Regions from separate parts of the Mus musculus genome. Here region 2 is linked to region 1. The links are chromatin loops, found by intact Hi-C in ENCODE. Cell type or tissue: gastrocnemius. All regions are shown on one strand. Region 1 overlaps Ep300 (E1A binding protein p300). Region 2 overlaps St13 (suppression of tumorigenicity 13).

Region 1 (2,500 bases):
TTCAGACACCAGAAGAGGGCATCAGATCTCATTACAGGTGGTTGTGAGATCTTTAAAGTCTCAGAATGAACAAGGATGAAGGGCTTCAACTAACCCTTCTGTGCTCTCCTCTCTTCTCCTCAGGTGCCTTTCTATTGCAGTGGCATTGCAGTTCGAAAGTCACAATGAGCTTTTCTTTTGGCAGGTTTTCTTTGTGATCCGCCTCATCGCTTGTCCTGCTCCCAATTCCCTGCCTCCCATTGTTGATCCTGACCCTCTCATCCCCTGTGACCTGATGGACGGTAGAGATGCATTTCTCACCCTTGCAAGGGACAAGCACCTGGAGTTCTCTTCACTTCGAAGAGCCCAGTGGTCTACCATGTGCATGCTGGTGGAGCTCCATACACAGAGTCAGGATCGCTTTGTCTACACCTGCAACGAGTGCAAGCACCACGTGGAGACACGCTGGCATTGCACTGTGTGTGAGGTAGGCACTACATGTGGGAAGGTCCCCATTGTGTGAGCTGTGATGTAAACATGTGTTACAAACCTCTGCCCTCTTGTTGGGAAGGACAGAACTGAAGAGATTGGTTGTGTTTTATAAAGGGAGCTTTTATTCACTTTTGCAGAGTTGACCTGCATCTTCTGGTTTTTTTCTTCTCCTTCAGGATTATGACCTGTGCATCACTTGTTATAACACTAAAAATCATGACCACAAAATGGAGAAACTAGGCCTTGGCTTAGATGATGAGAGCAATAACCAGCAAGCTGCAGCTACACAGAGCCCAGGAGACTCCCGCCGCCTGAGCATCCAACGCTGCATCCAGTCTCTGGTGCATGCCTGTCAGTGCCGCAACGCCAACTGCTCCCTGCCTTCCTGCCAGAAGATGAAGAGGGTTGTGCAGCACACCAAAGGCTGCAAACGGAAAACCAATGGTGGGTGCCCCATTTGCAAACAGCTTATTGCCCTCTGCTGCTATCATGCCAAGCACTGCCAGGAGAACAAGTGCCCGGTGCCATTTTGCCTCAACATCAAGCAAAAGCTCCGGCAGCAACAGCTGCAGCACCGGCTCCAACAGGCTCAGATGCTCCGTAGGAGGATGGCCAGCATGCAACGAACTGGTGTGGCGGGGCAGCAGCAGGGCCTGCCGTCCCCAACTCCTGCTACACCAACTACCCCTACTGGCCAACAGCCAGCCACCCCACAGACACCCCAGCCCCAACCCACCTCTCAACCACAGCCCACTCCTCCCAACAACATGACACCCTACTTACCCAGGACTCAGACTACTGGCCCTGTGTCCCAGGGTAAGGCACCAGGCCAGGTGACCCCACCTACCCCACCTCAGACTGCTCAGGCCCCCCTTCCAGGGCCTCCACCTGCAGCAGTAGAAATGGCAATGCAAATTCAGAGGGCAGCAGAGACACAGCGCCAGATGGCCCATGTACAGATTTTCCAAAGGCCAATCCAGCACCAGATGCCCCAGATGTCACCCATGGCCCCTATGGGCATGAACCCACCTCCTATGGCCAGAGGTCCTGGTGGGCATTTGGATCCAGGAATAGGTCCAGCAGGAATGCAGCAACAGCCACCTTGGGCCCAAGGAGGAATGCCTCAGCCCCAGCAGATGCAGTCAGGGATGCCAAGGCCAGCCATGATGTCAGTGGCCCAGCATGGTCAGCCTTTAAACATGGCTCCACAACCAGGATTGGGCCAAGTGGGTGTGAGCCCTCTCAAGCCAGGCACTGTGTCTCAACAAGCCTTACAAAACCTTTTGCGGACTCTCAGGTCTCCCAGTTCTCCCTTACAGCAGCAACAGGTGCTTAGTATCCTTCATGCCAACCCCCAACTGTTGGCTGCATTCATCAAGCAGCGGGCTGCCAAGTATGCCAACCCTAATCCACAGCCTCTCCCTGGACAGCCTGGCATGACCCAGGGACAGCCAGGGCTGCAGCCACCTACCATGCCTGGCCAGCAAGGTGTCCACTCCAACCCAGCCTTGCAGAACATGAATCCTCTGCAGGCAGGTGTCCAGAGAGCTGGCCTGCCCCAGCAGCAGCCGCAGCAGCAGCTCCAGCCACCCATGGGAGCAATGAGTCCCCAAGCTCAGCAAATGAACATGAATCACAATACCATGCCTTCACAGTTCAGAGACATCTTAAGACGGCAGATGATGCAACAGCAGGGAGCAGGGCCAGGAATCGGCCCTGGAATGGCCAACCAGTTCCAGCAGCCCCAAGGAATTGGCTATCCACCGCAGCAGCAGCAGCAGCAGCGAATGCAGCATCACATGCAGCAAATGCAGCAAGGAAATATGGGACAAATGGGTCAGCTTCCCCAGGCTCTGGGGGCTGAGGCAGGAGCCAGTCTACAGGCCTATCAGCAGCGACTTCTTCAACAACAGATGGGGTCTCCTGCTCAGCCCAACCCTATGAGCCCACAGCAGCACATGCTCCCAAATCAGGCACAGTCCCCACACCTACAAGGTCAACAAATCCCTAATTCTCTCTCCAATCAAGT
Region 2 (2,500 bases), 270 kb before region 1:
CAGCCACTGGATCTCACTCAGACAAACATCAAACAGTAAGTTCCAAACTATAAATGATTGTTAGACTAGCTGAAATTGATTCTTTATCCAGATTTTCTTTGTTTTTTAAGGTCAGGCATGTTCTTTTTTTTTTTTAAACATTTTTTTTAAAAGATGTATTTATTTATTATATGTAAGTACACTGTTGCTGTCTTCAGACACTCCAGAAGAGGGAGTCAGATCTCATTACGGATGGTTGTGAGCCACCATGTGGTTGCTGGGATTTGAACTCAGGACCTTCGGAAGAGCAGTCAGTGCTCTTAACCACTGAGCCATCTCTCCAGCCCTTTATCCAGATTTTTTAAACGTCCCAGTAATGAATAAAGAATAATGAATAAAGACATTTCAGACTAGGGTATTCAATATCTCTTTTTGTGTTCTTGCAGGTAAAGGAAACCAGGCTGCCTTGTATGTGCCTGTGTGACTCAATAATGTTGAGTGATTTTACGTGGAAGGAGTGAAATCTTTTTTTTTTTTTGGTTTTCGAGACAGGGTTTCTCTGTGTAGCCCTGGCTGTCCTGGAACTCACTCTGTAGACCAGGCTGACCTCGAACTCAGAAATCCGACTGCCTCTGCCTCCCAAGTGCTGGGATTAAAGGCGTGAGCCATCACTGCCCAGCTTCTCATTCCTTTTCTTAATTCTTCATTCTGAACACATTACTTTGAAATAAAAGCACTAAGCCTTGAAAATTGCTTAAACGTGACTTCTTTGTGCCTGTGTGTGTATGTCTCAAGAACAATTTCTCAGGCTCAGTCAACTTCTGCTTCTGGATGCTGCCCTACAATTCACCATGTGTGCATGCTAGGCTGCCAGCAGGGAATCCTAGAGACTCACTGACCTGTTTCTAGCCTCCATAGCACCACGCCCAGCATTTGGGGATTGGGGCAATATATCTGTAGCCCTGGTTGTCCTGAGCTCTCTAGATTCCATGCTGGTCTCAAACTCACAGAGATCCACCTGCCTCTGCCTGTCTAGTGCTGCTGGGATTAAAGGTGTGTGCCATCACTACCTGACCACACCCACCTTTTTAGCTCATGGGTTCTACCGGTCAAACTCAGCTCTCTAAGCAGTATTTATTTGCTCATTTACCTGTGTGCTTTCCCTCGCCATTTGTATGGCTGAGCGGAATCAGGGTTTATTTCAATGGCTCTGTCACAGTCTCGGATGGCAGCATTTGGCTTCTGTAGTTTGACAAAGACACTTAAAAAAAAAAGGTATTATTAAGAGAAACTTCATTTTAAACAATAAAACGTTTGAGATTTCTACAAAATTGAGTTAAGAAGTCTATGAAAGGACTTTGTGCTCCAGTGTTCTTACCTGGCTCTCTTGGCGTACAGAATAGCCAAGCGAGGATTTAGCTTGATGGCGTCTGTGAACAAGTCAATGGCTTTCTGGAGCTCACCTGAAGTGAAAATAAAATTACCAAGAAAATGTCCAGAAGACAAAGATGTTAATAAAATAGTCTGACTTCTTATCTAATTAAGAATTATACATCATTTCTCAGTCTACTCTTCTAAAAAGAGAACAGGCTAGTATACAGATTGGAGATGTGAAAGAAAATGTCCAGAAGACAAAGATGTTAATAAAATAGTCTGACTTCTTATCTAATTAAGAATTATACATCATTTCTCAGTCTACTCTTCTAAAAAGAGAACAGGCTAGTATACAGATTGGAGATGTGGCTCAGTAACAGTGCCTTCCACCAAGCATGTTTAGTAGCCAGCACTTTAACATTTTAAAATAAGAGGCTAGAGAGACACCTTGATGGTTAAGAGCAATAATTGTTATTCCAGAAGTCCCAAGTCCAACTTCCAGCAACCATATAATGGGCTTACAACCACCAATCTATAACCCAAGTTCCAGGAGATCTGATGCCTTCTTCTCACCTCCATGGCACTAGGCATACAACGAGTGCAAACGTTGGCAAAACACCCATACACATAAAAAAATTTTAAAATACTTATAAGAAAAAAAGACAAAGCAAGGTGATGCACATCTGTAACTCCAGCATCCAAGCAGCAGAAATCAGAGAACTGAAAATTAGAGGCAAGCCTAGGCTACATACACAATTAGTCCCAGCAAATCTGGACAGAGAGTGAACTTCTGAAAGCTGTCCACTGACCCAATGACCTCTACATATGCACTGCGCACGTGTACCCTACCATCAAGCAAAAAGTAAATAAGCAAGAGCTGCATCAATGGCTAGGAATCTTCTTACTCTTGCAGAAGACCCAGGTTCGGTTTCCAGAACCCACAAGGTGACTTACAACCATTTGTAACTTCAGTTCCAGGGGATCCGATGTTCTGTTCTGACCTCCAAGGATGATACATGCATGCAGGCAAAAACACTCACACACTGAAAAAGTTTATCTTTTAAAAATCTAAAGCATAGCTGCCTGGGGAGTAGGGGCACATGGTGTTAATCCTAGCACTTGATAGACAGGGGCAGATGCATCTCTA

The links. Hi-C counts contacts between places; a loop is a spot of excess contacts. Peaks named below come from ENCODE experiments on the same cell type or tissue, not always from the same donor. Only the 100,000 strongest peaks of a DNase experiment are listed, where the experiment ranks them.
Region 2: it touches region 1 in a loop (2.5-fold over the local background); 9 of 42 quality-filtered maps call a loop at or near these places.

The regions. Positions count from the first base shown.
Region 1 is chr15:81,648,155-81,650,654 of GRCm38, forward strand. It overlaps Ep300 (E1A binding protein p300), which reads left to right. Exons shown (of 31, transcript NM_177821.6): 30 at 185-466; 31 at 648-2,500. Among named protein-coding and RNA genes, the nearest start is that of L3mbtl2, 14 kb to the right of the region's middle. In gastrocnemius, no CTCF peak of the experiment used is centred here; DNase peaks (open chromatin) are centred at 1,244, 1,838 and 2,145; H3K27ac peaks cover 932 bases.
Region 2 is chr15:81,376,559-81,379,058 of GRCm38, forward strand. It overlaps St13 (suppression of tumorigenicity 13), which reads right to left. Exons shown (of 12, transcript NM_133726.2): 6 at 1,358-1,442; 7 at 1,130-1,240. Among named protein-coding and RNA genes, the nearest start is that of Slc25a17, 17 kb to the left of the region's middle. In gastrocnemius, no CTCF peak of the experiment used is centred here; no DNase peak of the experiment used is centred here.